Regions from separate parts of the Mus musculus genome. Here regions 1 and 3 are each linked to region 2. Evidence: chromatin loops called from intact Hi-C (ENCODE). Cell type or tissue: left cerebral cortex. All regions are shown on one strand. Each heading gives the region's core, and the rest is flanking DNA. Links, peaks and the distances in the headings are about the cores only.

Evidence for each region. A loop is a pair of places that touch in the nucleus more often than their neighbours do. Peaks named below come from ENCODE experiments on the same cell type or tissue, not always from the same donor. Only the 100,000 strongest peaks of a DNase experiment are listed, where the experiment ranks them.
Region 1: it touches region 2 in a loop (9-fold over the local background); 10 of 42 quality-filtered maps call a loop at or near these places.
Region 3: it touches region 2 in a loop (2.6-fold over the local background); 11 of 42 quality-filtered maps call a loop at or near these places.

The regions. Positions count from the first base shown.
Region 1 is chr13:21,193,715-21,203,915 of GRCm38, forward strand. It overlaps n-TLcaa1 (a tRNA gene), which reads left to right and starts at 6,490; the gene lies at 6,490-6,594. It overlaps Trim27 (tripartite motif-containing 27), which reads left to right. Exons shown (of 8, transcript NM_009054.3): 8 at 1-1,009. In left cerebral cortex, for the core only: a CTCF peak has its summit at 6,948; DNase peaks (open chromatin) are centred at 6,484 and 6,948; H3K4me3 peaks cover 1,831 bases; H3K27ac peaks cover 808 bases.
Region 2 is chr13:21,319,731-21,330,354 of GRCm38, forward strand. It overlaps n-TTcgt4 (a tRNA gene), which reads left to right and starts at 3,083; the gene lies at 3,083-3,156. It overlaps n-TMcat13 (a tRNA gene), which reads right to left and starts at 7,059; the gene lies at 6,987-7,059. In left cerebral cortex, for the core only: CTCF peaks have their summits at 6,607 (motif pointing left) and 7,394 (motif pointing left); DNase peaks (open chromatin) are centred at 3,126, 3,514, 3,664, 3,908 and 6 more places; H3K4me3 peaks cover 2,793 bases.
Region 3 is chr13:21,210,209-21,220,853 of GRCm38, forward strand. It overlaps Gm32420 (a long non-coding RNA gene), which reads right to left. Exons shown (of 3, transcript XR_382110.4): 3 at 4,010-5,697. It overlaps n-TRccg3 (a tRNA gene), which reads right to left and starts at 5,322; the gene lies at 5,250-5,322. In left cerebral cortex, for the core only: no CTCF peak of the experiment used is centred there; a DNase peak (open chromatin) is centred at 5,318; H3K4me3 peaks cover 542 bases.

The DNA of each region.
Region 1 (10,201 bases), core at 2,202-10,201, 130 kb before region 2:
GACTGTTGAAATGACACACACACCCTTCTCATTTTTCTTTCATGAAATGGTACCTCTACTCTGTTTTGTTTTTTTGTTTTTGGTTTTTTCGAGACAGGGTTTCTCTGTGTAGCCTTGGCTGTCCTGGAACTCACTTTGTAGACCAGGCTGGCCTCGAACTCAGAAATCCGCCTGCCTCTGCCTCCCGAGTGCTGGGATTAAAGGCGTGTGCCACCACGCCCGGCTTTTTTGTTTTGTTTTGTTTTTTTGTTTTTGGGATACCTCTACTCTGATTGTATCCATAAATATGGCCTAGTTTTGGTTACAGTTATTTTACATTAATGGTGAAAAATGACTCTGCCTATGTAGTGACATAAAATTTAACTGGTGTCTCTGCCTAGGTGACTTTCTAATGGCTTTGCTCCCTTCATTCTGTTGAAAGGTCTCTCTTGGTGCTAGGTGCATATATCTAAGATAATCCTTGGAGTGTTTGTGAGCTAGAGGTGTTTAGGTAGTAGTGACTGTATCCTTTTGGGATCAGCTGTACCATTAGAGGCCTTTGGAGGGAGAAGCTATAATCACTTTGAGCAAGCCCTACCATGGTTCTTAGCCCTGCTTCCTTTTGGGTACATGCCTTGCTGTGTTTACCACCTAAAAGTGAGGTGGACTAACGTCTCATTTGCAATAGCCAACTTTATTTAGTGTTGGACAATTTATACTCTTGGGGATTTAAGAAGGTTTACATTGAGTGAACTGTACAATCTCAAGGACAAGTCACATGTGCCAAGAAACACTTTTTTCCATACAGGCACATAAATGGATAACAATAACCAGTTGTAATTAATAATCTCTAAACTTGCTCCTATCTGATACACCTGGGAAGAATGTGGAAACTCATTCTAAGTCCATGATTTTGAAGAAACTGAGGTTACAAGACTGGTCTTTTTTTTCTTGGGGTTTTCTCACAAGCACTCGATTCCTCTTGCATGACTCCTTCCCAACACTAAAAATAAAGTGAATATGTTTGTGTATATTGCTGTTATTTTTTGGGCCTTGGGTGAGAAGTGGTGGTAGAGGCTATTGATTTTTCTAGTTTGGAAAAACAGTATTTTATATTATGGATTATTGCGTCTAAAATCTCTGACATAATAGCTTCCTTCCAAGTGGTTGATACAGCTGGTTCCTCAGTGCCCTGTCAGTTTCTAGTGCTGAGACGCTACTGTCTTACACATGGCCTGGAGCCGTCCTGTTGGCTGATCCTCTAATTTCACTGTGAGAATGTTCCAGGCCTCTGTGGTTTATTATTACTAGTGTTGTGCGGTTTTTGTTCTTGAGACAGAATCTCTTGGAACCTACACTGGCCTCAGACCTGGTGTGATCTTCCTGACTGGGTCCTTTGGGTGCTGGGATTACAGGGAGAAGCCACGTGCTCAGCTGAGTGTTTTTAAATTGTCTCTGAAAGAATGCAGCCCTGAGTGGAATAGACTGGAGGGCTCAAAACATGATTCCCAACAAAACAACGAGCCCAGGTTTGTGGATGATGTCACCATGTCCTGCAGAAAATGAGGTGTTCTTGGGTTACCCAGGTCACTCAAGGATGAATTAAGGCCTTGCTGGCAGCAGGGAGTATGGACTGAATCTTTGAACAGCCACACTAAAGTATATTTATTTGTTGTTCATGAAAGTTGTTTTTTGGGTAAAACAAATTCCTCATTCCAAGGGTCCCAATCGAATCCATATAGCTGATGGAATGTATCACGCCTCTGCAGGTTTAGTCCCTATTGTACACTGTTTGCAGTACTCAACAATGCAAGACATTCTACGTGTTCCACGACTCGTGACCAAAGTCATTGCAAAAGCTGTAAAGCTCCTTCAGAAAAACAACTCTGCAGATAACAGAAAACATCACTGTTTTCTACAGTGATTTATCTTCAAGGTCAGAGTACACCTGGAAAACAACCCTTCTAATGTTTGCCCTAGATAATGATTCTCGACTCCATTGCAGTGAGGCTGAGAAAACTCTCAGGAGTGTATGTCTAAGCTACTGCACAAGTCCTCAGAATACTAGATTGTTTAGCTACATGCACATTTTAATATACTCAGTCCTAGTCTAGCATTGGGCTTCCGTGGCTGAAGTCCATTAGTAGATGTGTCCTAATGAATGAATTCTGTCCCAACTCTTCAACCCAGGTGGCTTCCACAAGGCTGGCTTATCGTCTACAGATGTATAAATGCTTAGACTACTACACATGTATTTGAAACACTGACACCGAAGTTGTCCTCTGACCTCTGCACACAGCACCATGGTTTGTGAGGCAGAAGATGTGCATGTGCACACAAATACATTTAAAGGTGAAACTTAATGCTGAGTGAAAAAAATACCAGTTACGTTTATGAACAAAAGGATCACCATTACCTGAGTGTGTGGGAAGATGACCAAGAGGAAGCAGCCAAGAGGTGATGTTTGTGTTTAATGGTGGGTTCATGAATAAGATTCAACTGTAAAAAGTCCTATTTGAATGGGATAAACAGCCCTCGAACTGAGCTGGAGAGATGGTGCAGCAGTTAAGAACTCATACAGAAGACTGGTTTAATTCTCAGTATTCCAGTCTGAGGGCATCTGATGCTATTTTATGACCTTCACAGAAACCAGGCACAGATATACATACATATAGGCAAAACCTTCACATATATTTAAAATAAAATCTAAGTGACTCTGAAGCTAGTTCTAAGTCATTCATCTGCATCTATAGGAAGGTGAGCAGCCCTAGCTGTTGTAGGACTCACGGAGATCCAACTGCCTCTGCCTCCTAAGTGCTAGGATTGAAGGCATGCAGCCATAAACTTGCTTTTCACTTACTGGATCAGAATGTGAGCTATAAACGCGGATATGAGGATCACTAAGGTTCTTTAGGCTCCTGGTGGTGGTAACTGGGCAGTCAGTTACCGCTGAGCCATCTCTCCAGCCCAGTTCTTTCTTTGGTTGCTGCAGGAAATCATCTCCACATGCCCTGGGCTGCACCTTTGTTCCTGGTACAGCACCTATAAGAGATACTCAGATGATAAAGGGAAACTAAACATGGGACAGACCTTGCTCCAAATACATTTAGAATAGAGGATATGCATGATAATTTCCAACCATTTAAAAGCAGTATGAAATTAAGGACAAAGAGCTGCCAAATGGCTAATGAAAGTTGTTACTACCTTTAATCTGAAGTCCAGACCAACAGAAAAGTTACCTCCCCTCCAATAAAAACCTTTTGTACCTAAGTGGCTCCTAGGGTGTCAAAAATGCTGCTGCCTCTTTTTCAGTGAAAGACAATGACTCCTTGACTCATATATGTAATTAGCCAGTTTTGGGCGCTTCAGCTGAACCTGACTGCTAGGAAAACACAAGATAACATAGCTTCTGTCCTTGGAGAAGTTAAGGTCAACGGTAAGGGATAAGTGAGTGTGTCTGAAGAATTGGGGATAAATGAAACATCATTGCAGGTGGCCGTTGTTTACAGTAAGCAGTGGAAGCTGAAAGTCAAGGTTGAGGTCAACGCTTCTCCTGTATATCCTTTCTGTACCCTTCCACCCTCCTACTATACTCTACCAACCCCAGAACTGTAATCATGCAAAGCAAGGCCTCATCACTGAGCTAAAACATAGACTATTGTACTCTTTTTCTTGAGGCCATGAGACTGATATCCACAGCTCAGTCCAGGAATAAACTGCTGTGATTGTGTTACTGAACTCTCGTCCTTGGCCTATCCCTCCTTTTCCTCCTGTATGAGGTCTCTGAAAAATAATGAGAAATCACAAACTGGTGGAACTATTGCTGAGAAATTGACTCTACTGGGTTAGATTCAAGGTGTGTGAACACAGTGACAATATTGTCCTGCTTTAGTTTAACTTACAGTTTCTGTGGTTAAAAACAAAAACAAAAACAAAAACAAAACTGACAAAAGCAACTTAGGGGAGAAAGAATTCATTCTCACTCAATTCTCAGTTCCAGACCATCAGAGCAGGAGAGTCTGGCAGGAACTTGAAGCAGCTAGTCACATGCACAGCCAAGAGCAGAGAAAATGCACGCATGCATGCCAGTGCTCTGCTGGCTCTCGCCTATTTACTCAGTCCACGGCATAGACCATGAACAGATGCTGACCACATTTTAAAGGATGGATCGCCCCACTTCAGCCCAATCAAAATTTCTCAGTAGGCCTGGGGAGATGACCCAGTACCCTCACTTCAGCTCATAGCCACATAACTTCTGTTCAAGGGAATCCAGTGCCCTTGGGCACCAGCATACATGACACATAGATATTCGTGGAGGCAAAACCCCATACACATAATGAAAAGTTCTTTACAGCCAATCCCATTCAAACCATTCCTTAGAGAATCCTTCATCCTGGGTGATTCTACATTTGGTTAAGTTGACAAAACCAAACATCCTATGTTCTGTATTACTTCTCCTTTTTCTGCATTGAAGTGCAAATTTACTCAGATCTACCTGCTGTACTTAGAGTCTGAAATATAGTAGGGTATATAAAGGTATACACATCGGCTGCTTTCAGAGAAACCCTGTCTCAAAAAACAAAAACCAAAAACAACAGAAACAAAGCTTAGAAGGTAATTTACTGAAGAAGTATAAAAATCCAATGTAAATGCTAAGATTTATAAATCTATTTAAAAGTCCAGTTTTACCTGTTAAATTATTTTGGTTTCGGCTACACAGAGAAACCCTGTCTCAAAAAACCAAAAAAAAAAAAAAAAATTGGTTTCTGTTTTTTGTGTGATTTCTATTTTTTTAAACAATAATCTCTAAGTTTCTTCTAGCATCCTTTCTTGGACAAGTTTAGACTAGATGAATTTTTTTTGGTTAGGCAGTTAGTCAGTATCATTTAAAAATCAATAAACTTTGATCTGGTGATTTCCTTTCTAAAAATGTAAGGCAGTTGAATACTGTCTCATTTGTTCATTTGCTTTCCTGATACTGTGACAACGCATGGCCAGGAATGTGGCAGTAGGTAGTGACTACAGCAGTAACTAGGAGCTTATGCCTTTGTCTGCAATTCGGGGCTGGGGGGTGGGGTGGGGGAAGAGAGAGAACACGGACTTTTGAAACTTTCAACTTACCCCCCCCCCCCACCAGTAACACACCTGTTCCAACAAGGCCACATCTGCTAACTGTTCCCAAACAATTTGAGCAACTGAGGACCAAGCATTCAAACATAAGAGCCTATAGGGGGAATCCAGGGCCAACTGACAAGGTACCTTCAGTTACAAAAATTTGTGCAAAAGACTATTTGACTACTTAGAACAATGGTTCTCAACTTCCTAATGCTGTGACCCTTTAACGCAGTTCGTCATGTTATGGTGACTCCCAACCATAAAATTATTTTCATTGCTACTTCATAACTAACTCTTCTACTGTTATGAATCATAATGTAAATATTTTTGGAGATAGAGGGTTTCTAAAGGGATTGAGAGCCACAGGTTGAGAACCACTGACTTAAAATGTGTGTGTGTTTGCACTGTGTTACTTTGGAAAGCAAATGGATAATGTGGGCCCCACAATGGACCGTTTAGGGAGTTTGTTTGTTTGTTTTTGCAAGGATTAGTGTAATTATGGGAAATGTTGGCAGTAGTTATAGCTAAGAGGTGAGACTGCGGGCAATTTTCAGTTTTTACTTTTTTCTATTTTCTGTGATTCATATGGAGTTTGCAATTAGGAAAAACAATTATAAGAAGTACCTTAATTATAATCATTAATTATAATGATGCCTTGTTGAGTGTCACTTCCTGTATAACGTTCTTCCCAAGGGCAGCAGCTTATGAAAGAAAATACAACAGATCTTGTATGTTGAAGAGAGAGGCTCGTTATTCACTTATACTCTCGAATTTTTCCTAATCATTTAAAATAGATTATGAAAAAAAGAGTTCGGAAAGCTAAGAAAAGGCATACTAACCCAAAACTATTCTTTTCGCACAAAGACAACGACAATCTTTGCGGGGGGGGGGGGGGGGGAGGTCCTTGTGCTAATAAAAAAAATATAAAATTCTATCAGTACAAAGTTGATTAAAATTTGCAAATAGGTATGCCTACTCTCTAAACTTAGCCCCAGATACACCAGAGTTTAAATACTGAACATTCACTGCTCTGCCCTGAGTGGCATTTGGCCGTCAAATGTCGCTTTCGTACAGCGTCCCTGACCTCTAGAGTGAATTCTGAGGGCCAAAGACACGAAGCGGCAAAGAATAGGGCTGCTGACCCTGTTTTCCATCTTTCTTCATAATCTTGGCGAACCAGACAGATGGAGAGCACAGACGCTCTGTCTTCAAAACATTTACATCCAGTTTTATACATGGACATTTCCTCCCTTCTTTTCCTCGGTCAAATATTCTTCCATTTTACTCCACAGGAAACTTTTGTCAGCGTTTCCAACAAATCTTGAGAATGCTGCTGCAGCTAGGGTGCTGGGGCAATCTCTATATCAGGAATATATGTGCGGCACTTTCTCGTGTGTCAGGATGGCCGAGTGGTCTAAGGCGCCAGACTCAAGCTTAGCTTCCCTGTCTGGGGATTCTGGTCTCCGTATGGAGGCGTGGGTTCGAATCCCACTTCTGACACAGTACTCTTTTTCTTTTTTTTTTTTTCTTTCTCACCTCAGTATCGAAAAATACATATCGACTTGATCACATAGTTAAGAAATATCGAACCACATATTCTTAAAAATTGATTTTGAAAACGTTCTAATAGGAGCACCCGACACTAACAGTAGAAGCGGAAGCGCGGCTATGGTTTTGAGGACGGGAGAGTGGCTTTGCGGTACTGTCTGCCCGCTGCGGGAGACGACTGCGGACCGCGAAAAAACTGATCCTGGAGGTCTGGTCACCGAATATCACCTACACCGCCGCGGTTGGCCACGCGCCTAGCCCACGAGTGCCGCAACCCTGAAGCACTGCGATCTCCACAGCGCCTCCTTGCGGGCCACGGGATAAATAATCATTTCACCGCCTTAGTCCAAACTCCTCCTTCCAGGCCAAACAGAATCCGTGCTAACAGCTTGCCCTGTTTTAGGCAAGGCTCTCTTACGAGCGCACCTGTCATCAACAACTCGATAGGTTTTGTTGTTGGTTTGGTTTGGTTTCATACTATTCTCTGATATGTTTTCACTCAATATTTGTTGGATCGTAAGTTGAACATTGATTTCGTTTTTCCTCATATAGGCGTTATGCTGTTAATCAGTAGAATGAATACACCCTGTTTTGTCGCTGTTACAGAACGTTCAATAAAAATAGAAAATTTCTGGAAATTCGTTCCATTTGCCCTACAAAAATTCTTACTATTTTCTTCCTTCATTCTGTCTTTTCTTCCCTCTCTCCCTCCTTTCTTTTTTCCTCCCCACCTTTCCCTCCCAACCTTATTGACTTTGGAATCCTGTATGGTCTCATTCTTTGCCTCCAAAAAGCTAATTTTTTTTTTCTTCAGAAAAAGAAGCAGATCATGTAAAAGAAAGATCTTGAATTCCTTTCAGAATCCCTTCTTGAGTACACGGTTTCTTTTCTAGTTCCTATGTGTGGATTTATTCTATTTTTCTTGTGTACTCATATTTCTAGAACAGGACCCGATTACCTTCAGAAGAGCTTCCCCAATGTTTGTGGGATAACTAGCCCCACCCCCAACCTCCCACTTTTGAGAAGTGAAGTATTTTTCAGGTGGTGGAGCGGAGGTGGAGGGTGATGCCTGTTTTTAAATCTTTTCTTCAGATGTTCTCCCAAACGCTACAACTTCCCAACGTTACTTAGCTCCTAGATTAAACAAACAACAAAAACTTTGTCAGAATTTATTTCTTAGCAATTCACAAGCTCAGTTTGTTAGCTGAAGTATTCAAAGTAATTCTGATTTTCCTTTCTAAATGAAAAATGCATCCCTTGCTTTAAAGATAATACAAGATAATCTATTTTGAGCCAAATATGAGTGACCAGGGCTCAGGAACATGGATTCAGGTTATGCAAAAAAGTGAATTTTTACTTATAGGACATAGAAAGTAATAAACGAAGGCATTTGCCAATTTTTCCTGGTGGAGACACTAGGAAGTCCGCTTAAAACAAAGCAGGGAAATCTGCTCTGGGTTTCAGGTGCTGTCTGGCAGTGGTCTTAGCTTCTCGGTCTATGGATGCTAAGGGTCTACTAGAAGAATGATCCAAAGGAATTACCTGATAGGCGGTTGTGGGGGGGGGGGTGAGGGTGGGGGAATGAATGGAACTAAAAATTGAATCAGATAACTTGGCTCTGGATCTGGAATATTTTAACTCCACCCATGTAAAGCTCTAACCATCCATTCAGCCTGGGTCAGCAAAGGTCACTGAGGGGATAGAACTGTCAAGGTGAGGCCCAGTACTGGGTTGGACAAATGGATGGATGGATGGATGGATGGATGGATGGACAAAAGGACAGAACACAGAGTAGCTGTGTAAAGCAATGAGGAGTGTATTTTATGATATTTGTACTGGGCTGAAGCTCCAGGGACAGCTGGGAGTTCTTGATCTTTCAGTTCCTTCATGCACATACCTAGTAGTTCAATGAAGGTGGGTGGGGTTGTCACCATCACAGTGTTATATGTCCCTCCCTTTATGGGGTCTAGGAGAGGGTCCCTTTGTTGGTTCCCAACACCCACATGTGGCTCACAACCAGTTCTGGGAGATCCAATGCCTTCTTCTGGCTTCTACAGGCACTGCACACACATAGTGCAAATACATACATGCAGGCAAAATACACACATAAAAGAAAAATAAGTGCTTCTTAAACACAGGCACATACTGGTGACTGGGCAAGGTAGGACACACCTTTAATCTCGAACGCTGGAGGCAATCAAATGGTGTCTGTTGGCTCAAGGCCAGCTTGATCTACATAGGGAGTCATACATTAGTTAGGTATACATAGAGAAATTGTCTAAAAACAAGAACACAAACACCACCAACCAAACATCGATGGCAACATCAGGTAAGTAGATTGCTACAGGACAGGAAATATTTAGTTATCTAAGGCTATCAGTTGACATTCTTAGCCTTTGGGTTGGTGGGTGTGTGTTAATAGAAGCTAGAGGTTCAACTTGCATATTGCACAAAAGATATCTAATATACATAAGGATGTTAACACGTGTAAGTAGACAATAGATGGGTATTTAAAAGTATAAAGATAACCCAAGATAATTTGGCTGCCGATCCTCAATCTTCCAGCTCTTCATAGCCCCAATTAGCCTTGGCAGAATTTTAATACTGGTGCCTTGTTTTTGTTCGCAACACAAAGACGTCTACAAATGTCTTCAAACGTCACAAAAACGTTTGTGACGCTGTTAGAAAGATACCAAGACGCTGGTAAGTTTCTGAAAGCTGTCAAGAGAAAAAAAAAAAAAAAAAACAAAAAAAAAAAACCTCTGGAGCCCTGGTGCAGGAAGCTAAAGTGAGGAGAATCACTAGGACCTCCAGCATGCTAAAGAGGATCCAGAAGTCTTGCCTTTGTCGTGTAAATCGACCCCAAGATCGCTGTATCCCGTCGGGAGGAAATTAATTTTTACTCCTTCTTTCGGAGCTGAAAACCGGGAATGCTGTCTGGTTTGACGAGTGAGGCGAGGTGGGCTTGAGCTTCCGCCTTTGTGTGCCCGCGAGGCAGACTCTGCACAGCCGAACTCATCTCAACCCTGACCTGGACCAGACTTGGTCCCTGCCATTTCTCTAGGTCCCGGAAGAGAATGTGTCACAGAAAAGAACTATAAGCAAGATTCCCTCTCCACTCTCCCCCTCCCCCGCCCCAAGTTAACTCGGACACACTTTATTTGGCTTTTTCTTGTCAACCTGTTGCAATACTGTTACGTGCTGCACGTGGTGGCTGACACCTGGGAAGTTTAGGGACAGTTCCTCCTGAGTTCTAGGCCAACCTGGCCACTTTGTCTTCATACTTTTCTCTTTTCCCCTAATGTTTGTAAAACCACTTCCAGACATTCTGGGTGTGTGTATGGGAGAAAGGACAGACTATGTTAATAGGAAAGTTGTTATATAAACAAGGTGAGATCAAGTTTTTGTTTGTTTGTTTGTTTGTTGTTAGGGATAGACAGAAGTGAAATTTCCTGCACAAGTGATGGATGTGACATAGAGAAGAGTACTTAATTCTTTTGAAATAGGGAAGGCAAGAAAGACTCTTGTGGGAAGCCACATGTGCCGTTGCAGGGTGGCG
Region 2 (10,624 bases), core at 2,625-10,624:
GGTACTGCTTTTAGCACACATTGCTACTCAGATCTAAAGCACAGACCTATGTATGTAGCTCAGGCTAGCCTTGAGTTTCCAACTCTCCATTCCAGCATTCCAAGTAGCTAGGATTATAGGTACTGCAGTGAGGCTCAGGTCCCAGACTTTTAGAGCCAGACTCTCCATGCCTCCTATTCTGGTCATTTAGCTAAGCCTTATAAGCCAAAAGAAGACTTCTCGTGTCTAAAAGACTCCCCCCCCCCGCTCTCTCTCAAATTAATTCATACTTATTGTTAAAATCTGAAAGCACATAAACACAGAGCAAAAAGCAACAAAACCTGATCTTGATCAGAGGAGCCACAGTCCTACGGGAAGTACTGCTGGTAACGGTCAGCTGGGACTTTGATAGATTGTTTAGTAAGGGAAGTAGCTCTTCTGGTGTCTGTAGTTCTGGTCCTTGAGTGTCACAGGGTTACGTCTAGTGACAGGCTCTAGAGCTTGTCATAGCTCCAAGGATAGAGGACTATGGGGTTATGGCTCTGAGCCTGACAGTGTGGAGACTTCCTGCTCTCGGTGTTTAGGGTGGGGAGCTTCTTACTCTGGACTTGCTTGCTGACAGTCTGCACGTGGGAGCAATTGTGATCTTTGGTGTTTATCTGGAGCTGGTGGTGGTAGCAATGAGTACCAGCTACAGCTTCCAAGCCTTAGGTACTGGGGTCCCACAGCTAGTGTTACAGCTTTTGAGTTATGGGTGGTCAAGCCCCTTGGTTCTTGCAGCAGCTAATGTTACAACATCTGGGCCTAGGAATTTGAGACACTCAGGGGCTTGGAAGCTCCCTGAAACTCTTCAGCAATAGAGCCTGCACTCTCTCACCTTCGCACCCTCACAGCCCACATGCAGTGTGCCTGAAAATCTGGGAGGTCTCAATTCTGCTGCTAGTCTGAAAAATACAGATACAATGCCTCTGATCAGGAGAAATTAAACACCATTCTGAGGAACCTACTTAGTCTTAGCCTGTCTTAGTCAGGGTTTCTATTCCTGCACAAACATCATGACCAAGAAGCAAGTTGGGGAGGAAAGGGTTTATTCAGCTTACACTTCCACACTGCTGTTCATCACCAAAGGAAGTCAGGACTGGAACTCAAGCAGGTCAGGAAGCAGGAGCTGATGCAGAGGCCATGGAGGGATGTTACTTACTGGCTTGCTCAGCTTGCTCTCTTATAGAACACAAGACTACCAGACCAAGGATGGCACCACCCATAATGGGCCCTCCCCACTTGATCACTAATTGAGAAAATGCCTTACAGCTGGATCTCAGGGAGGCATTTCCTCACTTGAAGCTCCTTTCTCTGTGATAACTCCAGCTGGTGTCATGTTGACATAAAACCAGCTCATACACCTACATTACTTTGTTCTCCTGCCATGTGGCCAAATACAAAAGCAACTTAAGGGAGAAAGGGGTTTTCTTTGGTTCATGGTTGATCATGCTTCTGATAGCTTGGTGGTATTTCCCTGGCAGCAGAAGTGTGAGATAACTTCAGAGAGCTCAGCAGGACAGGCTGTACCTCATAAGGCCTGCCTTGCAGTGACCTACATCCTGAAGGTCCCACATCCTCCCCCAAAGCCACCATCAGCTGGGGTCCGCATGGACCTGTCATATCCAAACCTTAAGATCGCCAAAGCCAGGGGAAGCAAAAACAGACATTTCCTTGCTCTGTGAGATGTGAATGTAGGTTTTGGGTATGTGGTCAAATGATAACAATAATGGTAATATTGTAAAAAGTCTTTATAAAAGGAACAACCCTTTTTGTTTTCCATTTCTCTCCTCACCCAGTTCCTATGATTGATCTTAGTTCTCAAGGAAAATTAATGCGCAACACTGTTTAGAAAGGGCTAGGTGTGTCTTAGGCACTCCAGCTTGTTGCAGTATTCCAAATATTAATATTATCTCCTAGTTATCACCACCACAAGTATTACTGTTGGAGAAATTTCCCTAAGCCAAAAAGTCCCCACAACCTATCATGTAATCAGATAAACTGTGGTTACCCCACAAACAATCTAATGGGAAGTTAGCATCACTAAGAGTGTGGGTCACAAAATCTTTAATGAGGGTCCTTACTCAGAGAACCAGGTTCTGGGACAATAAACCCACTTAATCCCTGGAAATTCCCCATTTCCCTGTTGCATTTTGAAGCCTGTGGCAGAAAGTTCTGTTCTAGGGATTCTTTATTCAGACTTAAGGCAATCCTTCTGCCTCAGCCTTCCCAGTGTTGGCATTGCATGTATATACCACCTCAGAAGACAAAGGTCTCCCTACCCCTCACACCAGCCTTCTGCTGGGACTCTCCACGGCCTCCCCAGCCTAAAGCACCGTCAGTTTCCCGGCTGAAGCACAGCCCTCCACTTCTACTCTGAGGGAACCAAGCCATTCTAGCCTTCCGTGTCCAGGGTGTAGGCTCCAGCCTCCCCCAAATCCCTTCCCAGATTATCCGAGTGAGCACGTCTTTATGGTTCTTTGAATCAGCCTGAAGAGGTTCAAAGAGGTTATTACCCTGCAGATACCTGTAGCTGAAGATCGCCTTTACGCCTGACCAGTCGCCAGCAAATCTGGCAAGCGAGCGCGCTACATATAGCGGTTTACTTTTTATGCAACTCCTCAGCCAACGATTTGCATAGCACACAGGAGCTCACATACGGGCCGCACCTACACATTTATCTACTTTGCCGTAGTGGTCTTTGTCAGTTACTCCATAGCCAGATTTTTCTTCCTTAAATGCCCGTCCTTTAAAAAAAATAAAAATAAAAATAAATAAAAAATCTGACTCTGACTCTCGTGTGTGATGTCTTCAATCTGACCAGAGAAAACACGGGGCATCTTTTCTCAACCGCTTCTTCTCTGTAAAAAAAAAAAAAAAAAAAAAAAAAAAAAAAAACTAAACTAAAAAACAACAACAAAATCAAAAACATCTAAAAAACAAACAAACCAAAACCAGGCATCATTAGATAATGTAAACTAACTCCCCCCCACCCCCTTCCAGCCCCCACGGAGCAGAAATAAAGTGGGATAGATTCATCTCTCTTTCTCACCTGCCACAGCGTGGCTCCATGGCTTAGCTGGTTAAAGCGCCTGTCTCGTAAACAGGAGATCCTGGGTTCGACTCCCAGTGGGGCCTTCTGTTTTCACATCTTGCTAGTAGAAGCGCAATTGTTAAAGTTACTATATTTACAAAATTGTAACCTGATATGGTCCTCCCACTTTTTTAAAAACAACACAGTTTTTATGGAGATAAACCAGATTCAAAAACTGGCTAAAGAATAACTCACAGACCTCAATCACTTTTCATTAATTTACATTAAACTGTAGTAAGCTTTAGGGGCAGCCAAAATCTTAGATACGCATGATCGATCCAGACCCTAAACATCTCCAGCGCAATCAGCCACTGTGAAGGAAACTAGAACGTTTGGAGGGAGAGGCGGGGCGCTCCATCCAATCATTGCTTTCCTTTTTATGTTGTAGGAGAAGAGCCTCCGGGCTTCCACGTGCAGTTGACCACCAAATTACACCCCCAGTTCTATCTTTCACTTTGTGAAGAGGACATTAGGAAGAACACCCCAATTACCTCTTAAGGAAATGTTCAGAAAGCATTACAGATCATAGACGAGAAGCTAAAATTTCCTAGATCCAAGTATGTCTAGAGAAAAGGATATTGAGGCAGGGCGGAAAGAGCGCCTTGGAAAACTGTGACGAACATCCAAGCCAGCTGAGTCCACCGAGTGCTTTATAAAAGGTTCATGCCTCTTTTCGCATTGTCTCATCCACTAACTCAACCAACATTAACTGTTTGCCTTTTATGTGGTAGGTGTATTTCCAAAGAGGAACTATACCAGTGAACAGAGCTAACGGAAACTCTGGGGAGCCTTGCATGCCAGTGGAGGAGTGGCATATACACAAACATGAATATGTGCAGAGTGACTCTCAGCTACTGATGAAGTCTGGGGCAAAGGGATGAACTGAAGAAAGAATATGGGCTATATACCAGGTGGGGCAAGTACTGAGAGAGTATCCTGTCAAATAAAACCACTGGCAAGTGTTCTTAATTTTTTTTATACATTTATTTGTGTGTGTGTGCATACACGTGTGTGCAAGTATGTGGGTATATGGAGGTCAGAGGACAACTTGTGGGAGTCAATTCTCCCACCATGTGAGTTCTGGGGACAACTATATCATCAGGCTTGGTGGTGGGTGCTTGTACCCCTTAAGCTACCTCACTGGCCCTGTTTTTAATTCTTTTACCAAATGGAAGCAGTTGCAGTATTACCAGTATATCATGGTAAGTATCACAAGTAGCAATGTAAAATAATAAGAAATTGCCCTTAGTTGTGTCTGGATCTCACCTCTGGCCATTTTGTTGGGGACCCTGTTGAAGTAGGTACCAGTCTCCATTTTCTACCCTCAGCTGCTGCACACGATGGTTGAGGCACCACTGACAAATCATTTTAGCTCCATGGGCATGAGTTACAAGCTCACCAAGTAGAGTTGACTGGAGTGGGCAGATAAATGCACATAAAATATCTGAAATGGACATCTGACCCATAAATAAGTGGTTAATTAAGTTCAGTATGTGGTAAGATAATTGTTCTACTCTTTAAAATAATTATTTGTGCAAAAGGTCAGTGCCTCTCCCTACACATGCCTTTTTTTTTTTTTTTTGGACAGGGTTTCTCTGTGTAGCCCTGGCTGCCCTGGAACTCACTCTGTAGACCAGGCTGGTCTCAAACTCAGAGATCCACTTGTCTCTGCCTTCCTAGTGCTGGGATTAAAGTTGTATACCACCACTGCCTGGTTTGTCGCTTATTTTAGATGTATGAATGAACATTCTAAGCATGTTTTGATGTAAACACCCCTCCCCCCCAAAAAAGATAATTTAAGTCTTTAATCCCCTATATCTGGCATTAATGAGATTTTGTTTGGAAATAAACTCTTTCTTTGCATAAGTAGTCAACTTTTACTGTTGTCTTGTTTTATTCTGTTTTGTTGTGGGATAGGATTCCTTACAGCCCAGGCTGACTTTGAATCCCGATCCTGACGTCTTCATCTCCCAAACGCATCCTGCTTCACCTAGCAGGAAGAGTGAGCGCTGAGTTTTGATAATGATTTTACTGTGTTAAGGTGGGACACAGTCAGGTGCCTTGAGCTTTTGTGAATGTAAAGAGGAAGATTTAGATTCAGGGACAGTCCCTGTGAAGATGGAGGCAGACTGCAGAGACTTGTCACAGACAAGGAATGCCAAGTAGCTTGTGTCAAATAAGCACGATAGGAGGCCACTGTTTCAGATCAAGTTTCTCCAGGGCGTCCCCATAGAACAGGCACAAATAAAAACTAACATCTCCCTGCTGAAATGTGTCACTGAGGGAGGATTGGGGCTCAGAGTCAGAGAAACTAAATATACAAAGGCTTTATTTATTTATTTATTTATTTATTTATTTATTTAAATCATGAGCGGGACTAGCCAGGCTAGCTGTGTTTATTAGAGGCTGGTGACCACTCATTAGGAGTCTGTCCTCTCATGGAATACTGGGGATTGAGCTCTTACGCTTTTGATGGTTATGTGCCTGAGAACAGCCATTAAATTCTTCAGAGATGTATCTGTGCTGCGTTTCATAATCATAAGCTTGGTTTCTGTACAAGCTCACTAAATGGTTGTGACCTGTTGACTGTTGAGCAAAGATTTGTTTTTGTACACAGAGTGGAGGTATTGGTCAAAAGGCAGACGCCCTTATTCTGTCAAAAGATCATTGAAAGCTGTTGGTTATCCATCATCACTTGGACTCCTAAGCTTAATAAACCCTGTTGGTTTTGAGTGACTCGCACAATAACATTTGAAGCCTGACATACTGGCTCACTCATGCCTGTAATCTCAGCACTTGAGAGGCAGAGACAGGAGACTTATTGAAAGACAGCCTGAGTTACATAGAGCAACCCTAGCTTACCCCCCCAACCCCAAACAACCAATAATAACAACCTTTGTATTCTCCACTGCAATCAAAGACAGATAGTGTTCTGTTTTTTTAAGACCTGTATGTCTGTGCCCACATGTTGGTAGTGGAATATATCTAGTTGTTAGTTTGTCCTCCCAAAATGAAGCTATTGATCATCCAATAGTGGGTTATCGAGGTGGGTCTCTTCATTTGTTATAGAGTCACTGAATTGACAGCTGGTCCTCGGATGCCTTCAGAAACAACATTTCCTAGGGCATAATGTAGATGTTTCTTTGGACTTGTTATGGCTATTACTTTATTACTTTGGTTTCCTATAGCCCACAACTGTGGCAGTGAAATAAACAGAACTATATAGTAGGTCTATCCGTCTGGTTGAGACAAGCCTGTAACTTGTGGCTATCATTCCTAAGTTCCCCCAATGCAGGGATTACAGGCATGTAACACTATACCCTCTTTAATGGGATTTACTCTTAAATGTCTTAAATTTGAAAGAGCTATAAAACTCCTAGCAACTCGATCCAAGAGTGAAAGAAGTTTAACGATATTCTGAATCTGTTAATTCTCTGGTTAGCTACAGATAGAAGCCCTGTAAAGGGTTCTGTGATTTATTTTCTCAAACTACGCCACCTTCTGGTAGACATCTGAGTCTGCAATTCCTGGTCAATTGACCATGGATCAAACCCCAAGTGCCCAGAGACTTGAGGCTTATCCCAGCAGAGTTTGACCTCAGAACAAGATGCCACATCTGAACTGTTTAAAACCTCTAGATTTGTGTCATTTTCTAGAGGGTCACTAGGTAACTGACAGATTTATGATATTAGGCACAGTTTTAGCTTTGTGTAATGCATTGTGATAGGCATTTAAAAAAACGCCTTGTAAAGAGGTACTGAAGCAAAAGGAGAAAGATCTCAAAGGGCTACGGCCTCATTACACTCATGGTGTACGACAACTATCCTTTGATAAAATTATAGGTTTGAAACAATTTATCAGCCACTAAAACATCTGCCCTCTCTGAGGTTCGAACTCAGGACCTTCAGATTATGAGACTGACGCGCTGCCTACTGCGCTAAGAAGGCACTGAGTATTGAGCTTTGAGTAAAACTATTGATCCTAATTTTTTTCACATTTCTATAATCCTTTTGAAGTTAAATTGTTTTCTCCACCACCACCTTTCCTGTAACAGAAATCAAAAGAGCGGTGTGCCGTGTCCACCACGCCACCCCGAGCTGCAGGAGACCACCGACAGCTGCAATGTAACCCATTAAAAATCGTAAGTCCATTAAAACATTGACATCTTGTTTGCTCCTGTGCATCAAAGGCAGTTCGTGAGCGTGAACTTTTTAGAGGACAGCGGAGGCGGAAACCGCAGAAGCCGCAACCAGGATTGTTCCCTAACCGCAGGACCTGAGCGCCCTCTACCGGTTCAGGCTCCAAAACAGTAATAAAAATGAGATGGGATGGGAGGACGCACGGGGAAATAATTCGCGTAGTTTTCTTGTGTAAGTTACTTAAAAGCGCTGTAGTCCGCAGAATGACACAATACCTCACAATATCATCTAGGGCACTATCCACTGGTCACAAATAAGTTGTCAGGAAATACTAATAAGAGACACAAGTAAGGACATTGAACTTTGAGGTCAGTAGAAAACTCTCGTTTATACACATTTTCTAGAAATGAAATCCTTTGCATTTGGGGGTTTTGTTTTGAGAAAGGGTTTCACTCTGTAGCCCAACCTGTCCTGGATCTCAGTACGAAGCTCACATACTCTGGCTTCAGCCTCCCAAGTTCTGGAATTTAAGAAATAAAACTGTTATAAAAGGTTTTGGTACGTTTTATCATCTCTGCTTCACTGTGAGGAAAGTGCTAGAGAGCTTAACCCGGTTCCAATGGTGTATGGGTAGGAGGGGCACAGAGATGCGCGCGCTGCTCTTTGGAGAGTAGCCGAGTCCCACAACCTGTGGGAGCTGAGCACATCCATCCAAAAGCCTGGCTGCAAAGACCACAGCTGGAGCGTGAGATTTGAGGTTTGGAGAGAGAGCCCCCTGTTTTCTGAGGAAGGCAAAGCTTCCACTGAAGATATCTTTGAGTAGGCTGCAACAACCGTGAACAGGGTGTCAAAGCAGAAGGAGAAGCCTATTTGTAGACTATGGTGGTTGGGACATCTACAGAATAATTTATATTTAAAATGTTATAACGAAAAACAGTAAAACATACTTGTGTCTTTGACATCATTGCGGTCAGTACCAGGAATTTGCTTGTGAGGTAGTGTGTCTATGGGGGTCTAAGATACTGGATAGAGACTCTAGTTATTCGGGGATGTAACTGCAAATCACCCCTGCCAGTCTTACTATAAGCCTTGATGCACAGTGGCTTCTAACTTTAGGTCACCTTAAAGATATATACTTTTCTGCAACAAGAGTGTGAAAATGTTATTTCTAAATCTGTCCTTTTTGTGCCTTTAAAATCTTTGAAATGAAATAAGAGAAAGTTCCTAAGTTCTGCGTGGCGATGTTGCCTTTGCAATGAGCACTCATTCCTGCCCAACCCTTCTTGTGCACAGTTCTTTGGAGCAGCTATATGGCCAGAACACAGGGTTACAATCAATCTGTATCGCCTTTGCTCACACAGGCAGGCAAAAGCCTATTACTTTCCTGACATTTTACACTTTCCAGACCTGTTCTGCTTCCTTCGTCACTTCACATTGTTGCCATGATTCCCAGACCAAAAAGAGTTTCTTCCTTCTCTGTTGTGTCTCTGTGATGGTCAATTTTATGGAGCTATGTTAGTGTATATTACAGATGACAAATAAGAACTTATATTGTGTTGTGTAGCAATGTCCCATCCCAGACGAACCCTTATTAGGCCTCAGGACATTAAGGGGAGGCAAAACAATACACTGTTGTAAAGGGAGATACATATTACATACTGCTTTGAAGCCCATTAAACTTACAAAAGGAATAACTCAGTGACTTCAGGAAGTCCCTGAAACTGACCAGATTCACTAAATCCCTCGTTCTCCAAGCATACATATATAAGCTATAAGTACTTTCGAGAGATTCTGAGAGAAGCAGCGCTGTCTAGAAGAGTCTTAGATCAGCAGAGACACCTGGAAAAAAAGAAAAGAAAACAGAGATTAGCCAAGATGCCCGGAAGGTGCTCAGACTAGCTGAGCTGCCTGAGATAGTCTCTAATCTGTTGAGCTTTTTGTGAATTGTATAGCATGCTACTTACTGGTCCCCAGCTTTCCTGGACTGTCACCCATGCTGAGATGGGTTGTTGTGGTGTAGCCTCATAAGTAACACTTCACCTGTCTTCCTAGGGAAACTGAATAAAACTCATTGGTTCACCAAGTTGGACTTCAGGGCCATCCTTACCTTTATGTCCATTCCCTATCAAGTGAGAAGGCATTTGTTCATGCCTCTCTAGCAATAGCATCACACAATAATCCACATGGCAAGAGTATGTAATATTAGAGAACTTGTAAAAGTACAGTGCCTAAGTATGTTATGGTGATGACAACTTTCAATTCAGGGTTTACTAAAAGCCAAATATTTTTGTACACACACACACACACACACACACACACACACACACACACTTTATTGTTGCCAAGGGGATGCTGCTGAAGCAAAGGGACCAGAATGATCAAGGACGGAGTCTCTGGAGCACACGGAGGGAGTTCAGTCATGATCTATAGTCCAGCCTCCCTGTGAAGCAATGCTGATCTATCTCACCGTGGATCTATAGTCGAGCCTCCCTGTGAAATGATGCTGGTACTCAGCCCAGTTCTTAGGCTTTCTTTTCTTTTCTACAAAGCTGATGTTCATGTGATTGACAATTTTTTTCTGTCAGTTGGGATTTTTTTCCCCCTGAGACTCTTTAAATTCAATTCTTTCAAGTACAAATTAGAAATAGTTTTCCCACCCTTAGATTTTTTTCACTTTACTTATGCATTTTTTAGTGCATAGGAGTACATATGCCTTCAGCTCAGAGATCTACCTGCCTCATATATGTAATGAATTACATCAACTATTTTTACTTCTGATTTTTTAAGATAAAAATCAAAGTTATGGGGCCGAAGACAGCCGGCCACCGTCCGGACCAGAGGACAGGTGTCCGCCTGGCTTGGGAGGCGGCCTCAGCCTCAGCAGCAGCGGTCGCCATCTTGGTTCCAGGACTCAGCAGAACTTAGGAATTTAGTCTGAACAGGTTAGAGGGTGCGCCAGAGAATCAGACATCTTCTGGGACGGGCGGAAGCACAGAGCCGCTGAGGCAGCACCCTTGGCGGGCCGCAGACAGCCGGCCACCGTCCGGACCAGAGGACAGGTGTCCACCTGGCTTGGGAGGCGGCCTCAGCCTCAGCAGCAGCGGTCGCCATCTTGGTTCCAGGACTCCCTGGAACTTAGGAATTTAGTCTGCTCAGGTGAGAGTCTGCACCACAGAAGCTGACAGCTTCTGGGAACTGCCAAAGCAACACAGCTTCTGAGAGAGGCCCTGTTTTGGGCCTTCTTCTTCGACCAGGAGGAGGTCCAAAAACAAGATATCTGCGCACCTTCCCTGTAAGAGAGCTTGCCAGCAGAGAGTGCTCTGAGCACTGAAACTCAGAGGAGAGAATCTGTCTCCCAGGTCTGCTGAGAGAC
Region 3 (10,645 bases), core at 1,276-9,275, 110 kb before region 2:
TTGCCAAGATGAGGTTTTGAGAATTAACCAATCAGATGAGAGACAAGTTAACCAATCAGATGAGAGAGAAGTTAACCAATCAGATGTAGGCATGCAAATGAGGTGGTAAGCATAACCCATGCATAACCAATCCGGGTGTGAGGCACGCCTCTCCTAGGCCTATATAAGCAGCACCAGTTCTGGGCTTGAGGGGGGTCTCTTCACCTCTGCAATCAAGCTCTCCCAATAAATGTGTGCAGAAGGATCCTGTTGCAGTGTCGTTCTTGCTGGCCAGTCCGGCGCGCAAGAGACTCTTTGTTCAGGGAGTTGTCTATATTGTATCTTATAGACTTTCTTTGCATTTAAACTGAAAGTATAACGTAAAAACAAAATTCTAGGCCTTTAGGCCCAGGCTTGGGAATGTGACCTCTGTGACTTAATGCTCCAAGGTATGCTAATCATAAAATAGGTAGCAACATTCCTCTACCCACCCGCTTCCTGGGTTCAAAAAGTGTTCACTCAAAGAATGTGCTACTGTTAGGGGCTCTTAGAAACTGTCTTGAGAGATAGCCTGAACAATTACCAGGTATTCCTTGTGACTCTTGTGACTTTGCACTTCCTTGTGGCTCTTAACTGGTATCTTTGGTATTTTCCAACAATGCCCTCCCCACTTCCTTGAGTTGTGGTTTCTTCCTTTAAATACCCCCTTACCCAGCTACTCGGGGCACCACGGTCCTCTACCCCTGTGTGGTGTATGACCGTGGGCCCGAGAGCGCTCTTGAATAAAAGTCCTCTTGCAGTTTGCAGCAAGACCGTTTCTTGTGAGTGATTTGGGGTGTCGCCTCTCCTGAGTCAGAACGTGGGGGAGTCCTCACGTTGTGGGTCTTTCAAAGCCAGTCTGAAAATCATCATTTCATAGCATTTATTTATTTATTTATTTATTTATTTATTTATTTATTTATCTATTTGCTCCAGTTTCTAATACGGCAGTTTCTTAAGTTGTTTCCTAGTTAGGATGCACTTGCTGTCTGGGTTTCTGTCATCTTTACAAGTGATAGTTTCCTACTTTGCACATCTAAAAGAGCATCAAGGGAAATGCCTCAGCAGAAAGGGTTTAAAGCATTCCTTGTGGATCTCACTCAGAAGACCACAAAGCCAAGCCAAACTACAGCTCCACCACTCTTAAGTTCCAGAGGAACCTATGGGATTTGTGGTCCTAAAGGTGGAGAAAGATGTATTTGGAAACAGGAAATCAGCATCATAGGAAAAATTCCATACTGGGGAGACTGTTTCCTAGTTCTGACATTAAGGTGCACCGGGGCATCGAGAGGTGCCCAGAACTCTTCCACACTGACAGTAGGACTCACTGCAAGGAGCTGGTCCTGCAGCTGCTGGGGCAGTTCCTGCTCAGGACCTTCAGGCCTGAGTATTCATTCTTCCGCTGGTTCTGATGATGTAAAAGATGAAGGTTCCTGTGGATTCAGTCCCTTGTGGGTTAGATGGCCAACTTCTTGCTGTGTCCTCACATGGTGTAGAAGAGAGACCTCTCTCCTGTCTAATGGAATGCGTTGATCCCACCATGGATCCGCTACTCCCGCAGCTTCTCTTAACACAGCTTTCTTAAAGGTCTTATCATCTCTAATTGCCATGTTAGAGTAGTGGCCCCTGGGAAGTAGAGACAGGCAGATCTTTGCTCAAGTCAGTTTAAGGTTACATCATGAGATCTGACCACAAAACGATCATAACTTCAATTTCCAGGGCTATGGGTGCGTCTTAAGGAGGTGCCACCTACAACCCCTGTTCCAGGGGATTTGACACCCACTTTTGGCCATGGTGGGCACCAAGCACACAGGGAGTGTACATATACACATGCAGGCAAAATATTCACATATATGAAATAAAGCTAAAATCTTTTAAAAAGCAGTAAGTACAATTGTGTATTTGTATTTGGCAGATACTGCTATTGCTATTGAATGCCAGTAATGAACATAGCAGACAAAACTCTGCTTTCGTGGAGTTTTGGCAGGGGGGCGGGGATATAGTAGATGATGAGAGAAGGGAGTCTGTGGCTACTATCGAGTGGGCTGAGATCTGAGGTTGGAGAATTGGCAGGTTGTTTAGGAAGGATTCCTGGCTTCACCACCTTCACCACCTGCACCCCACCCAGACTGCAAATTCAGCATCTGGAACACAGATCTCGATGGGACGTGGAAGCAGCCCCCAGAGGGAAAAAATTACGCTATTTCTTTCCATTTCCTTCTGTTCATAATCTCCTCCTCTCTTCTAGCCACGATCTTCTCTAACCCAGCAGTTGTAAGACTTTTAAGCATACATGATAATCCTGGGATGGAACCAAAATTCACACTACCGAAAAAATTCAGATTCTAGAGCTCTAATGTAAGGCTGTCCTAGTTAGGGTTTCTATTGCTGTGATAAACACCATTACCAAAAACAACTAGAGAGGACAACTATTTCAGCTCCAGTTGTAGGCATCATGACGGGAAGGCAAGGCAAGGAATTGAAACAGAGGCCAGGGAGGAATGCCATATACTGCATTCTTTCCCATGCCTCGCCCAGCCTGTTCAGTTGTGGCACTGCCCACAGTGGGCTAGACCCTTCCACTGCAGTCATTAATCTAGACTTGCCTGCCTATGCTTCCTGAGTGCTGCGATGTCGGGATTAAAGGCATGTATCACTATGCCTGGCCATATTTATTATTATTATAGATATGGCCTCTTAATAGCATAGAGTGTTACCGTTCGTGAATCTAGAAAAATCTTCAATAAATTTAGTGCTTATTTGTGTTCCCCCATTGGAGTTTTATAGTTTCATGCATACAGATATTACACATTTTGTTAGATTTGTACTTAACGAGAGATGTTTGGAAAAAATATTCAACATCACTAGCCATCAAGGAAGCACAAGTCAAATCCAAATGATAGTGAGTGTGGTGGTCCACATCTGTAACCCGACTGCAAAAAGACTACCACAAGATTTTCAGGCTAGCCAAAGTTTTAAGACCCGATCCTGTTTCAAAAACAACAAAAAAAGAAAGGACAAAAAGAAGAGCAAAGTCTACAGTAAAATATCACTTCACCTCAGTAAGAATGTCTGCGATTGAAATGACCAGTGCTTACAAGTGCTGTCGAGGACCCAGGGAGAAGAGAGCCATACCATTGACGGGCATGCAAACGAGCATTGTATGCAAATGAGCATTGTGGAGAACAGTGTGGAGTCCCCTCAAGAAAAAGGAGCTCAGTGGGTGGCCGTGGGCCTGTCCCTTGTCCACCTGTTCATGAGACTGCATCAGGAAAATCAAATGACATCTGGAGTTTGAGATCATCTTGGGCAACATAGCGAGAGCCATTTCAAAAACTACATTAAACTGAAATTAGACTCAGCAATCCTCTAGCTGCGTAAATTTCAAAGGAAATGAAATCAGGATGTTGAAGAGATTGCAGCATTTGGCTACAGTAATTCATGGCAGCACCAAGTGACGAGTGGGTGAAGAAAATGTGATAGATAGACATCACAGAATATTGTCCAGTCATAAAAAGACTTTGGTCTTTGTCATTTACAACAATATGGATAGGAGAAGACCTCCACTCCTTCATCTTCTCTTCCTCTTTCTCCTCCTCCTCCTCCTCTTCCTCCTTATTTACCAGTGCTGACAGGAAAACCCAAGGCCTTGCAATGTAGTAGACAAGCTATGTCTCTAGCCAGTACCATTCTATTAAGTGAAATAAGGCAGACATAGATAAGTACCATATGATTTCACCCATGCGTTGAATATAAAATATTGAATCTTGGAAATTGGCAACAGAATAGTGGTTCCTGAGTCTGGGACAATCTAGAAGATGCAAGGATGAGAAGAGTGGCCCAGTAAGCACGAAGGTGTGTTAGATCCAAGTGCAGTGGTCTAGCAGTCTGCTGACTATAGGATAGCTATAGATGAGGAATTATAATATTATTCAGAATAAAGAAGTTTGAAGTCTTCACCATAAATAAATGACCAACGATTGAAGACACAGAACGTTTAAACTCATTTAATCATTACACAATGTAAAACTGACATGTTGGTTTATGCATGTAGTCCAAGAACTTGGGAGGCCAATTGGCCTACAAAATAAGACCCTATCTCAAAAAAAAAAAAAAGAAAGAAAGAAAGAAAGAAAGGAAGGAAGGAAGGAAGGAAGGAAGGAAGAGAAAAAGAAAACAAAGAAAGAAAGAAAGAAAGAAAGAAAGAAAGAAAGAAAGAAAGAAAGAAAGAAAGAAAAAGAAAGAAAGAGAAAGAAACGAAACAGAAAAAGTATATATGAATTTGGTGCATGCCTTTAATTTCAGCCCAGAGGAGGCAGAGGTAAGTAGATTTCTATGAGTTTGAGGTCTACCTACTGAGTTCCAGGATATCCTGAGGCCCTTTGGCAGCTCAATGAACTAGGTTAGCTCCTTCTTACAGAAGATTACAAACATTTTAATCTTTCATTCCCAACCTTCTCAGGTTGGTTTTGTTTGTTTGTTTCTCTGTGTAGCCCTGGCTGTCCTGGAACTCACTTTGTAGACCAGGCCTGCCTCTGCCTCCCAAGTGCTGGGATTAAAGGGGTGCGCCACCATCACCCGGCCCTCAATGGGTTTTTTGTTTTCTTTTTAATTGCTGTGGTCACAGGAAAGGAGATCCTTGAGAGTGTTTTTAAATTAAAATATAATTACATCTATTTTCCTTTCTCTCTCCTCCCTCCAAATCTTCCCATGTACTCCTCCACTCAGCCCTGGACAAATTCATAGCCTCCGTTTCTTTAATTTTTCACACACTCGCACGCTTCTAAATACATAAATTACAAGCTGCTCAGTCCAAAGAATGATACTTTTATGCATATTATTTCAGGGCTAACCACTAGACATTGGATAACCAATTGGGGTCATTTCCCCAAGGAAGACTATTTCTCCTGCCCTCCGCATTCCTTAGTTGACTGTAGTTCTTTGTCCAAAGTTACGGACTGGTGAGATGTCTTCCTTCTGTGTTAGCAAGTAATTTAGAGTCCTTATTCAGGTCTTATTTAGGAAACCCTGGGCTAATTTTGCCTTTTTGTTTGTGTAGTATACAGTACTCCCCACCCCCACCCCCACTCCTCAACTACACAGTTAAACAAGGGTTCTTTAAGCACGAGCCAGCAGTCATGCCATAGTACAATACCTACACGAAGGAAAATACATTTCACATTTCCAGAAAGTGAGTACACCAATTAAGCAAGAAAAATGTAAAAGCACACCGACCACGAAGGGACTCGAACCCTCAATCTTCTGATCCGGAATCAGACGCCTTATCCATTAGGCCACGCGGCCAAGTGGTAGGGAGGGGTGAATACGTAAGAGTCAAATGAAATGTGACCAGATATGGGCAGGGCTTCACTATAGAGATAACAAAAATTCAGCTTAACATAAAAGTTCCTAATTTGGAATCAAAATTTACAAAGACTTCGAAAAAGTAGGTTCGGGAAGCTGTAAGCAGATAGGTAGCTCAATGATCCTTCGTGTGAACGCTGCTAAATTTTCTGTGACCCGACAACCACAGGGATGTCCAGCCAGAACTCAGGGGACCTTGTGCTGCAGAGGAGGGAGGGAGGTGAGAATGTTTGGAGGGTGGAAATCAGAAAGGATCCGCACGCAGCCGGCGAGCTTTAAAGAAAGCTTGTGTGAACTTGCGAAGTTGGCATAAGACTGGAAAAAAACAAACAAACAAACAAACAAACAAACAACCAGTAAACTTGCAAAGTGAGTTTAGGAAGGATGGAGAAAATGAAATCAGAGGTGGAGGCAAGGGAGCCAAGAGTTCACAGTCATCCTTAAATACCAAGAGTTCAGGGCGCTTCTGGGTTATAGGTGATACTACCCCACCCCCCACCCCCCACCCCCACAAAGCAAAACAGCAATGTAAAAAACAAAGAGCGTTCTATCTTCAGATTCAAACGATTTCAAGTTACCACCTCTTTAGCTGCAGTCCTAAGTCTGTGGATTCAACACACTGCTCAGGCATGAATTTATTTTGATCTAAGGGGCTTCCTGAGTTTGTATTTTAACTTGGATATTTTAACGGACAGTTGGTTGACTCCGCTGATAACCAACCCACAGACGTCTGAAAGCCTCCTATAACTAGACATTGGAAAATTCAGGACACACTCCACTTGTGCTGAGTCCAGGAAACATACAATGGATGCCTTCCTCATTTATTATTTTGCAACTAACATCAATTTACGTTAAATAAATATGAATGAATGAATGAATGAATGAATGAATGAATAAAAGACAAAGTCCCAATGTGTAACTCATGCGAGGTTATAGCGTCAATCCTCCTGCTTCTGCCTCCTAATTGAGGGTACAGATATTATCATCCTCTGCTTTCAAAGGTGCTTTTGAAGACATCCATTATTTGTGGGTGGTCACTTTAATTTCTTCCTTTGGAGAAAACTGGTATTTGGTAGAATGTGTAAACACACAACTAAATACTCTATGATTAGGTTTATGTTAACTCAGTATAGGCTAGAGCCATCTGAGAGAAGAGAACCTCTCATTTTTCTCTTAACCCCCATTAATTACCAGTTGATGGGAGAGTGCCCAGCCCAAGTGGTTGGTGCCATTCCCTAGGCTGGTGTTTATAAGAAAGCCCGGTGAGCAAGAGAGGAAGAACAAGCCAGCAAGCAGCACTTGTGCCCACCCTCTATCAGTTCCTACCTCCAGGTTTCTGCCCTGTCTTAGTTCCTGTCCTCACTTCCTTTAGTGATGGACTACAGTGTGGAAGTGTAAGGCAAATAAGCCCTTTCCTCCCAGAGCTGCTTGCTCATGGTGTTTCATCACAGCAATGGGCAGACCAACTATCCAGAGTTTCTCAAGATAGGGGAGGTTTATGAAATATTGGCCCTTTATAGAGTAGCCAAGTTTGATCAGAAAACAAAGTCTAATAATTCCCTCCTTTATTAACATATTTAATTTTTTAAAAAAATATAGCCAACATATGCTAACTTTCTGAAGTCTCTTGTAACAGTAGATTGTTGATAAATGAATTATTTGGTGAGGGCAATTCCAATGAGACTCTGACAAGCTTCTAAGGGTTTATGTGTTTTACATATATGGGTGCTTTGTCTGCATGTCTGCCTGCACACCAGAAAGGGGCATCGGATCCCATGATAGACAGTTGTGAGCCTCCATGTGAATGCTGGGAATTGAACTCAGGACCTGAGTCCTCTCTCCAGCCCCCAGCTAAGACTCTAGATGAGCCCCTTAACAGAAGGAATTATCATCCCACCTGCCTTTTTAGCATGGCTTTCGGTAAGTCCTTCTTGCTAGGGGTAATTCTTTAGCCAGGTGATTGACTGGATCCACCCAGGCATCAGATTCCACGCTTGTGGCCAGGTATTTTTTTCTCAACAGGACTTTACTGATATTTTTACATTCTTCCTTCTGAAGGGGTAACCCTAGGAACCAGAGGAAAAATCAGAATCCCAAAAACACTTCCAGCATCTTTAGCTTCTGGCAAGCAGGAGGCTGCCAAGTTGAGCAAGAACACTGATGGCTTTTAGCCAAGAGGGAAACTGGTTACATTTCTTTGGGGTTTTTGTATCCTAGACTGCCTAGGTTATTTTGACATCTTCTTTACCATCCCTGCTTCTGAACTAAAGGCTGCAATGAAATTGGGATGACTACAGATCTGCCTTCCTCCAACAGACACAGGGAGTGTTACATATGGTGGTTAGGGAGCCCACCCCATCAGTGAGCCTGCCTAAAACACCTCAAAAGCTCATTGGTAACAGGCAAGTTGGGAAGGAAAGGAAGTCCTTGGCTGGTACCTAAAGAAAGATATGAGGAAGGAAAACAACAACAACAACAACAACAAAAAACAAACAAACAAAAACAAAAGAATTAACATTAACAAACCCTATATAGAGAGCCATGACATGACATGAGAAGCCATGACAGAGGGTATCTTTAAATATTAGAATCAAAGTTTATTAAAATCTCTGAATGGGCTCACAAGAGCGACTCCTCATTTCCCTTTGGCCTTCAAGACTGATCTCCAGAGTGAAAAAACTGAGCAGCAGTTTTAGGCACTTAGCTGTTAAAGTGGCTAGAATCACAGTGATGACCCTCCCAAATGACTCTAGATAGGGAGAGAATAAATTTAGCCATCATTTAATTTTTAGGTTCAAACAATTAAGACTCTATCTCTCTTGGCTGCAGGTAGGTACTGCAGTGAGCCAAGTATGGATTCTTTTCGAGACAGGGTTTCTCTGTGTAGCCCTAGCTGTCCTGGAACTCTGTAGACCAGGCTGGCCTCAAACTCAGAAATCCACCTGCCTCTGCCTCCCAAGTGCTGGGATTAAAGGCATGCGCCACCACGCCTGGCTCCAAGTGTGGATTCTTATGTCTGGGCTGAAGTTTTCTTATCAAGAACAATATCACTAATGAGAAATAGCTGTCTACAGCTTTAGGTCTAAAGTCTAGGGAGTAGGATCAACCCCTTGGACTGCTAAGGAAACATACCAATCATTTTTATCTTTGGTTACACTTTCCTGCTGGTTGTTTAAGAACATTCAGGTGACCAAAATTAATTAACATTTTCTTTTGTACTTGAAGGTCATTTGGTTTTTACAGGAACCTCTGGCTCCTTTAGACATACTTTTTGATCTTTAAGCCAGTCCTTGTTCCATCTGTGTGAGGATAAATCAAAGCTCTCACTTGGCTATGGCTTTGATTTGATGCATTGAAGAAAAGTATTGGCCTTCTTCTTTGTGTGACTTCCCTGAACAAGATAATAGGTAACTCTCTACAGTTTCAAAACACTTCTAGAAATGGCCTACAGTTCTCTGGGACGTAGTTGCCCTTGGAGGGCAACCTACTGTCCCTTTTATAATCTTTCTACCCATATCAAGTATAGTCCTCCAAGTGTGGTTATTGAACACACAGAAAGTCATTTACACCAGTCGGGTACTTTTAACTACTATGTAACATTTAGATAGTTCTCAGGCAAGAATCAAATACTTTTAAATAAATTTTAATTAGGCATACTTTTTGTCCTTTAAGCCAGTCCTTGTAATTATGAAGATCAGACCAATAACTCTATTTTTTAAATTTGTTTTGTTTTTGTTTTTGCAGACAGGATTTCTCTGTGTATCTCTGGCTGTTCTGGAACTCACTATGTAGACTAGGTTGGCATCACCCAGATATCTGCCTCCCAAGTGCTGCGATTAATGGTGTGTACCACCATCGCCCAGGTTTCATATATACCTTTTAAATTCCTTATATAACTTCCTTAGTGGCCTTGTATGGCATTTCTTAGGACTAAGGTCTAAGGTGTTGAGTTTTAAACCAGGGACAAGTGGCTTAGGTGCCAGTGGACCTGGCCTCCTAGTTCTCACGTCCAGTTCAGATAATACTGAGCATCCTCCAGTCCCTACCTGGAACAGGATATGTCTGGCATAACCTGCCCTCTACCCTGAACTCTCCAGCCCAAGAGCTGGGCTACCCTTGCCACTGAGACTCTTTCCTGTAGAATCCACATACCAGAACAGTCACGCCCTTTCCTCCCCCTGAAGCTGGTTGGGAACCTCTGGACCAGCCAGAAGAGTTGGTTGCCCCCTGCCTTGGGATCTTCCTTCCTTCCCTTCCTTCCCTTTCTTCCTTCCTTTCTTCCTTCTTCCTCTTTCTTTCCCTTCCTTCCCTCCCTTCTTCCTTCCTTTCCTTCTCTCCCCTTACTTTCTTCCTTCCCCCATTCCTTGCCTTCCTTCTTTCTTCCTCTTTCTTTCTTTCCCTTCCTTCCCTCCCCTTCCTTTCTTTCTTCCTTCCCTCCCTTTCTTTCTTCTTCTTTCCTTCCCTTCCTTCTTTCTTTCCTTTCTTCCTTCCTTCCCTTGCTTCCCTTTCCTCCTTCCCTTTTTCTTTCCCTTCCTTCCCTTCTTTCTTCCTCTCCTTTCTTCCTTCCTTTGCTTCCTTTTCTTTCTTTCCCTTCCTCTCATTTCTTCCTTCCCTCCTTTCTTTCTTCTTCTTTCCTTCCTTTCCTTCCCTTCCTTCTTTCCTCCTCCCTTCCTTCCCTCTCTTTCTTCTTCTTTCCTTTCCTTCCTTCCTTCTTTCTCTCCTTTCTTCCTTCCTTCCCTTGCTTTCCTTTCTTTCCATTCCTTCCCTCCCTTCTTTCTTCCTTCCCTTGCTTCCCTTTCTTTATTTCCTTCCTTTCCTCCCTTCTTCCTTCCCTCCCTCCCTTCTTTCTTCCTCTCCTTTCTTCCTTTCTTCCCTCCTTTTTTCCCTCCTTCCCTTGCTTCCCTTCCCTCTGAAATTCTGGAAAATAATTCTTTTGGTGCCTCACAAAGAAACACATGGGGAAAACAAAAGCAATTCAGAAGGGCAGTTCCTCTTTCTTTCTTTCTTTCTTTCTTTCTTTCTTTCTTTCTTTCTTTCCTGTTTTTTTGAGACAGGGTTTCTCTGTGTAGCCCTGGATGTCCTGGAATTCACCTTGTAGACCAGGCTAGCCTCATACTCAGAAATCTACCTGCCTCTGCCTCCCAAGTGCTGGGATTAAAGGCGTGTGCCACCACCACCCAGCCAATTCCTTTTTCTAAAGAAGAGTGTACACAAACCAGAGGAGCAAGCACACAGGGTGGAAAATTCACTTTGTTCTCAGTAG